2 separate regions of the Homo sapiens genome follow, and region 2 is linked to region 1. Evidence: read pairs that join two places in POLR2A ChIA-PET (ENCODE). Cell type or tissue: OCI-LY7. All regions are shown on one strand. Region 1 overlaps DPM1 (dolichyl-phosphate mannosyltransferase subunit 1, catalytic). Region 2 overlaps BCAS4 (breast carcinoma amplified sequence 4).

Region 1 (4,000 bases):
TAATGATTGTGTGAATAACTAAAAAGATTTAAAAGGCAAACATTATCTACTCTAGTGAGTATCTGAGAAGGCAGTACTATCTATATTAGGTTCTCTAAGGTTGTTACTTAATTTCTGCTCCACATACTTGACACTGAGAACTCAACTTTGAGTTTAGGTTAAGAAAAAATAAATTCTAACCACTCCAAAAAAACTGAGAATATTACATTTCTATTATCTTAGCTTAAAACTAATTTCACATCAAGCACTGATGAATTTTCTTCTTGTTATGAATGAGAGAAGTTTCTTCCCTAAGGAAAGCAGTTCCCTCACTGGCCAGCTGGACAGTTCTGGACATAAGGGAAACAGAACAAGAGTGGCCCTTATTGGAATGTGTACTATGGGTTCAACTATAGAAGCGTGGGAGGGGGTGGTTTTAATGTTCGAAATGACACCACAGGTTTTATAGTCTGGGATTCATTTCTGGTAGAATCTGTCAGAGAGAAATGCAAATGAAAAATCAGATTTTCATTTTTTTTTCTTTTAAAAAAGACAGGGTCTCACTCTGTTGTCCAGGCATGATCACAGCTCACTGCAGCCTTGACCTCCCAGACTCAAGTGAACCTCCCACCTCAGCCTCCCAAGTAGCTGGGACCACAGGTGAGTGCCACCACACCCAGCTTTTTTTATATTTTTGTAGAGACAGGATCTCCCTATGTTCCCTAGGCTGGTCTCAAATGCCTGTGCTCAAGCCATCCTCTTGCCTTGGCCTCCCAAAGTGCTGGGATTATAGACATGGGCCATTGTGCTGGGCCTCAATTTCTTCAGCAGCCAAGTTAAGCCAGGAAAATGTAGTAATTAGGAATACTGTTCAATAAATAATTTAGAGACACCTCTTACTTTTATTTCCAGAAGAAAGTCAACTTAAACTTACTTGCTCAAAGCATGCCCTTACTCAAATTTTAAAAGATACTACATGACCATAACCTATGCTACAGTTAGAAATTAACTGATCTCTTCTGAAATACCTACTTTAGAGAAAGTGGGTAAACATAATATTTGCCCTGGCTTTATTGGATAGCTTAGCCCAAATTTTAACTGGCAGAACACTTTTCTAAATGGAGAGAAGAGCTTAAGGCAGAGATTTTTCAAATTAGTAGGGATGTGAGCTTTGCTGAGGGTCTTTAAATAATATGAAAACAAGTCTTTTGAGAAAAAAATTGTTATATAATTCAGTAAGATGTTTAAAAATTACTGTAGCAGCTAAGTTTCTGCCTCAGTGTCATTAATATTTTTCCTTACTGATAGAGGTTATTGCTCAAAAGAGAAAAAAACGGCTATGTAATCAACTGCTGTCAAATTGTTTCCCAATTCACAATATGCATTTTAAATAGACCTGCTTTGATAGATGAAATGTTTCATCAATTCAACAGCTGAAAAGAACCGAACTGTAAATGCCTGCTCTAAATGTATTTTCTAGTTTAAGAAATTTGAGATACATTTTTAAGGAAAGGGCAGAGGTGTGTATTTCTTTTTCAATTCATACAGACACAGCCATAAACATTTCATCAGTTAACATTATCTTACTTCTGAGATCAATTAGGTATAAAGATCTATGATTCCAGTTTTTAAAAAGACTATTTCAAATTATTCCCCATGTAAAAAATTCTACATTCACATACTCTAATGAAGGCAGCAATACTTTATGCAAAAAAAAATATACATTTATTTATAGGTCTCAATACAGCAAAATGAAAACGAAAATTGAGAACATTGCTCATTAGGCCAGCAACTTTAAAATTATTTAATTTGAAATATAAAATAGGTGGTCTTCATAAAAAGATGCATGAAATTTACCTTACCTTATATTTTATACTTTAAGAGTACATTTTATACAAATCAGTAACCAGGCTTCTTTCATGTTTAACCTGAAATGAACGTAACTATAAATGAGTATCTTTCTTTTATGTAGTAGCAAAAAGAGTCAATAATCCTTTCAAGAAAGATACTATTTCATTTCCTCCCAACTTGGATTCACCATAAACACGATCCACAAATGATATTGGAACCTAGTTTAAAAAAAAAAAAGTAACGTTAGTCTTTAAAAACAATTAGGCAGCTTAGCCGGTATACCACATTACCAACACAACAGAAATAGGATTAGTCCTACAACAGAGGTCCTTAAAGTAAGTATAAAATTAGGGGATTATGAAAGCAACTGTGTGTATCTCCAAGTCTTTAAAATTAAACATGCATTATCTAAAGATAGGTCACATGAAACAAATCTGCAACTGTTTAAAAAGCACTGATTCTAGGTATTACCTTGGTTTACTCAAGTTTCAGTTTGCATTTCAAGGAAAAATTATACTCCAAAAGTAAAATGGCCTTGTGCGTAGATTTTTCACTTGTCAAATTTAGCTACAATGGTTTAGCATTAAGTAAAATAGCTTGTAACTTCCACAAGAGAAGTGACATTCCATAGCTATTTTCTTGCTCTGAATAAGAGTTTTACTATTAAATGAGGAGAGTCTTCCCTACCCTAAGAGCTCACTAACGAGCCCTAAATATTACAGATCACCACCTCCTTGCTCTGTAATTCCTGGTCTTCTCTTACTAACAGGAAATGGACATATGGAACTCATCATTCATTTTAAAGTATGGTGGCCATTGGCGGTGACAAAAGGAAAAGAAGCAAAGAGACTCAGTCCATAATGCTGATTAGTTAGAAGAAAGGGCTAGGATTGAGAAAGTACCAGGAACTTTTAATTATTTAAAAGAGAATGCTGACTGTTAATGTTTTAAATCTTACTGTTCAAATGTACTAATATGAATTTTTACCCTTTGTGCATGAATATTCTAAACAACTAGAAGACCTCCACAATTTAGCAGTTATGAAAGTTAAACTTTTTATTATAAAAATTCTAAACCTTACTGCTCCTTTACCAGGAACATGACACACTATTTAGCATCAGTTGCATACCTCGCCAATAGTATAATTCAACTGTCTTGCCCGAACAATCATCTCCATCTGGAAGACGTAGCCTTTAGAAACACATTTTTCTATTAATTTCTCTAGAACTTCTTTTCGGTATAATCTGTAAGAAATTAAAAATATATATCAACTTCTGGATAAATACACATGCCTATGTATCCTGACCTTTCAAAGAGTTCACTGGTATGTATAAAGCCTAAAACTTTCACTGGCCATTGGTAAACAGAAAAGCTCGCACACTTGATGATTATGATACATTTGTCCTAAGCAAGAAAGGCCATTAAATATTTGCTAAATAACTTAGAATAATTGTGAAAATGAATTCTCAGTTATCTTTTTATAGAATTATTTTCCCACCATACTATCAGAAATTAGTGAAATACGGTAAAATGAATCATTTGATGCAGAACCATCCATTATTTAAGATTTCCCTAAAATTTAAAGTTGAAAGAAACTGTTCCAAATATTGAACAACAGGGTGGACAGATGATCATGAAGCAACTATATATGTTAGATGACAAGAAAGAACCTCATAATTCACAGTCATTTTCCAATAAATGTTTATGATGAGTTTTGATTTCTCATGATTTCCTTTATAAATTCCCCAGGATAAACTAAGTTGCTCTAGGATGAGCTTGGGAAGCTAGGTTAAAACAGGAACGAGGCATCACAGGATAGAAACAATCCTGGTGGGATTCACCTATCACCAGTTGAGGTCACAGTTAGACACTTAACAGTGGGTGAATGTGCAGCCTAACTTTAGATGGACTGCAGGCCAAACACCAGATTTACAAAGACAGCGGAGTTGGGCAGTCCAGTGGGTAGACCCAAGCACTTTCTTCAGTAACTAAATAGCAGGGAGCTCCGTATTTTCAGAGTCACACTTTTTTTTTTTTTTTTTTAAAGATCAGTGTCTCAGTTCATAGGGAGGCAGCAATTTCTACCTTTTTTTGTGGGGAGAGGGGAGAAAGCAAGAAGAGGCAGTTTGGTGTAACTTTGTTCTCTTCAAAGTTAAGGCCATCTGGACCT
Region 2 (4,000 bases), 76 kb before region 1:
GGCACAGAGAGGTTAGTAACTTGGCCAAGGTCACACAGCTAGGAAGGGGGACCGCTGCCATCTGAGGGATTTGGAAATGGGACAGTTTACTGCGCTGGATGAAGGGACTCTGCTCTCAATGCTAGCAGCTCTGGGGCTTTGGTGGGGGATGTCAAAGTGCAAATTCGAGGTCCTCTGTGACCCCCACCTCCACTTCCACCCTTATTCCCATAAGCAACATGAGTCTCACTGAGGGAATGGGCAGGTAGTGGGAAGCCTCTAAGGCTTTGTGCCCTGAGAAGTGAGTTATTCCCCATCAGCAGTCCCCCATTTCTGGTTCTGTTGAGAATGTCCATGGTGGGGTGAGGGTGGGCGGCTCAGCCAGCAGGATGTTCTCCTCTTTCCCTCTGTCTCTAGGGTTCTTGAGCCTGGAGACCACCCCACAGTGTTGCTGCCTGGAGCTTCCTTCCATCCACCTCCATGCCCATCCCGTCCCCACACAGTCCCCTCTTAGCCTGCTTGTCTGCTCCGGGAGCTGCCAAGAACTAGCAACTCCAGCCCCTGGGCCAGGCTTAACTCTGCTGCCAAACCTCCACCCCATCTTCATTCATTCATTCATTCAAGTTAGTACAGTAATCCCTGGTATCCATGGGGCTTGGCTCCAGGAACCCCTTTCAGTTATCAAAAATCCATGGGTGCTTGAGTCTCTAATACAGAGAATATATAGAGAGAATTTGCATATAACTTACATACATCCTTCCATATACTCTAAATCATCTCTAGATTACTTATAATACCTAATACAAAGTAAATGCTGGACGGGCATGGTGGCTCACACCTGTAATCCCAGCACTTTGGGAGGCCGAGGTGGGTGGATCATCTGAGGTCAAGAGTTTGAGACCAGCCTGGCCAACATGGTGAAACCCTGTCTGTACTAAAAATAGAAAAATTAGCCGGGCATGGTGGCAAGCGCCTGTAATCTCAGCTACTTGGGAGGGTGAGGCAGGAGAATCACTTGAAACCAAGAGCCAGAGGTTGCAGTGAGCCAAGATCGCGCCATTGTGCTCCAGCCTGGGTGACTGAGTGAGACTCTGTCTCAAAAACAAAAAAACAAAGTAAATGCTATATAGATAGCTGTTACACTGTATTGTTTGGGGAATAATGACCAAAAATCAGAACATGTTCAGTACAGATACAACCATCCTTTTTTTTTTTTCTTGAATTTTTTTTTTTTTTTTTTTGGTGAGACAGTCACTCTTTCGCCCAGGCTGGAATGCAGTGACACAGATCATAGCTCACTGCAGCCTCAAACTTCTGGGCTCGAGCAATCCTACCACCTCAGCCTCCTGAGTAGCTGGGACTACAGGGATGTGCCACCACGCCTGGCTAACTTTTGTATTTTTTGTAGAGACAGGCTCTTGCTATTATTATTATTATTATTATTGTGTGACACAGAATCTTGCCCTGTCACCCAGGCTGGAGTGCAGTGGTGAGATCTCAGCTCACTGCAGCCTTGACCTCCTGGGCTCAAGCAATCCTCCCACCTCAGCCCCCCGCAAGTAGCTGAGAGACTACAGGTGTGCCACCATGCCCGGCTAATTTATTATTATTATTATTAATGTAGAGACAATGTCTTGCTATGTTGCCCAGGCTGGTCTGAACTCCTGGGCTCCAGTGATCCTTCCGCCTTGACCTCCCAAAGGGCTGAGATTACAGGCTTGAGCGACCACGCCTAGCCTCGGTTTTGAATATTTTTGATTCATGTTGGTTGAACGCATGGATGTGGAACCCACGGATGTGGAGGGCCGACTGCACTTATCTTTGAACCACCTGTGTGAGCTAGGCACTGTTCAGACCCTTGGCGTGGAAGGAGTAGAGGCCGCCTGCTCCTGGCCCTGGCGATGGCCTAGTGTGTGATATGCCCCAGGGAGAGCCCTGTAAGGAAGGGAAAGGAGAGGTGTCTGAGGAGGAGGAGACAGGGGCCAGGGAGAGCCTCTGGGGAGGTGACTTGAGAGCCAGGTGGCTGGTGCTCTGGGGGAGGGAAGAAGTGGAGGGAGTAGGCTCTGGGGCCAGTGGGAGGCTCAGCCTGGAGGCTCTGAGACCTGCTCAGCCCTTGTTTTACTGGGACCGCTCTGCTGCATGTAGAGGGAAGATGCCAGGTGTGCGGTGTGGAGCTTAGGGAGCTTAGAGCCGCTGGAATGGTCCAGGAGACGTGCTGGTGGCCTGGCGCAGGTTGAGGGGGGCAGGAGGAGGTGGGGAGGTGTAGCCAACTCTGGATGTGTGTGCGTGTTAATTGAAATTTTCTTTTGAGAACATTGTAGATTCACATTCGGTTACAAGAAATAACATGGAGAGGCCGGACGCGGTGGCTCACGCCTGTAATCCCAACACTTTGGGAGGCTGAGGCGGGAGGATCGCTTGAACCCAGGATTTCGAGACCAGCCTGGGCAACATAGGGAGACCCCCATCTCAAAAGAAAAGAATTAGTTGGGCATAGTAGCATATGTCTGGGGTTCCAGGCATTTGGGAAGCTGAGGTAGGACGATTGCTTGGGCCTGGGAGGTTGAGGCTGCAGTGAGCTGTGATTGCACCACTGCACTATAGCCTGGGCGACAGAGTGAGATCCTGCCTGGAAAAAGAACACAGAGAGATCCCTTTCTGTGCCCAGTTGTCCCCAGTGGTAACATGCTTCAAAACCATAGCACAATATCCCAACCAGGATAGCAACATGAATCTGACCTGCTGATCCCATGCAGAGCTCCCCAGTCCGACTTGGACTCATTTGCATATGGCATAAGTCCTGTAGGTTTGTACCCATTCCATACAATTTACTTCTATCAGCCAAGACACTGAGCAGGGTCCCGCCAGGTCCCCTGTGCTGTCCTTTATAACCACCCTAACCCTTCCTGTCCTCCAACTCCCTGCCCAACCCCTGGCTACCACTCATCTGCCCTCCATTTTTAAGATTTTGCCATTTCAAAAATGTTCTATAAATGGAACGGTGCAGTCTGTGACCCTTTGGGATTGGCTGTTTTCACTCACATACTTCCCTGGAGATTTGTCCAAGTTGCTACATGAATTAAGAGTCTGGGCCGGGCGTGGTGGCTCACGCCTATAATCCCAGCACTTTGGGAGGCCCAGGAGGGTGGGTCACCTGAGGTCAGGAGTTCAAGACCAGCCTGGCCAACATGGCGAAACCCCGTCTCTACTAAAAATACAAAAATTAGCCAGGTGTGAAGGCACACACCTGCAATCCCAGCTACTCAGGAGGCTGAGGCAAGAGAATTGCTTGAACCTGTGGCGGAGGTTGCAGTGAGCCAAGATCATGCCACTGTCCTTGAGCCTGGCGACATAGCGAGACTCCATCTCAAAAAAATAAATAAAAGAAAAAGACAAAGAGTGTGTCACTTGAGCCCAGGAGGTTGAGGCTGCAGTGAGCCGTGATCGTGCCACTGCACTTCAGCCTGGGTGACAGAGCAAGACCCGGTCTCTGGAAAAAAAAAAAAAAAAGTCTGGATACGTTTGCAGGCAGAGCCAACAGGATTTGCTGGGGTGGTCAAGCAGCAGTTAGAGATTTGAGCGTGGAGTTCAGCACTGGAGGCATCCAGTATTGTGTCTCCATGAGGCCAAATGAAGTCACCTGGGAGCGGGAGGCCCAGAGGTGGGAGGTCTGAGTTCACATGGATTAGGCGTCTCCTGTGCGGCAGATGCTGTCCTGGGCCAAGAGTTCAGCAGCGAATGGGGCAGACGAGTTCCCTGCGTGGTGAGGGGCTGACCAGCTGCAGCATCGGTGTGGGCATGGACTAGGAAGCAGGCTCGGGATCTCATTCCCTTATCGTTTCTCTCTTTGCAGCTGTGGAGGGCTCCAGGGCCTGCACCGTGTGGAGCCCACAGTGTGGGCCTGGGGTGGAGGGGCTGGACCAGAGCTTTGCAGGAGCTGTGAGTGAAATGACAAGGGTGCGGTGTTTCCCTGAAGGCGAGATGGCCTCCGTCCAGCACGGACGGCCTGTCTTCTGAGATG

Evidence for each region. Peaks named below come from ENCODE experiments on the same cell type or tissue, not always from the same donor. Only the 100,000 strongest peaks of a DNase experiment are listed, where the experiment ranks them.
Region 2: POLR2A ChIA-PET joins it to region 1 with 7 read pairs; 12 of 35 experiments call an interaction of 5 or more read pairs at or near these places.

What each region holds. Positions count from the first base shown.
Region 1 is chr20:50,933,189-50,937,188 of GRCh38, forward strand. DPM1 (dolichyl-phosphate mannosyltransferase subunit 1, catalytic) reads right to left here. Exons shown (of 9, transcript NM_003859.3): 8 at 2,960-3,074; 9 at 1,682-2,048. The coding sequence ends at 1,944. The region is part of intron 2 of ADNP-AS1 (ADNP antisense RNA 1); the gene reads left to right. Among named protein-coding and RNA genes, the nearest start is that of ADNP, 3.8 kb to the left of the region's middle. In OCI-LY7, no CTCF peak of the experiment used is centred here; no DNase peak of the experiment used is centred here.
Region 2 is chr20:50,857,525-50,861,524 of GRCh38, forward strand. All of the region lies in intron 4 of BCAS4 (breast carcinoma amplified sequence 4), which reads left to right. Among named protein-coding and RNA genes, the nearest start is that of BCAS4, 64 kb to the left of the region's middle. RefSeq lists an enhancer at 3,322-3,843. In OCI-LY7, no CTCF peak of the experiment used is centred here; a DNase peak (open chromatin) is centred at 1,767; H3K27ac peaks cover 3,454 bases.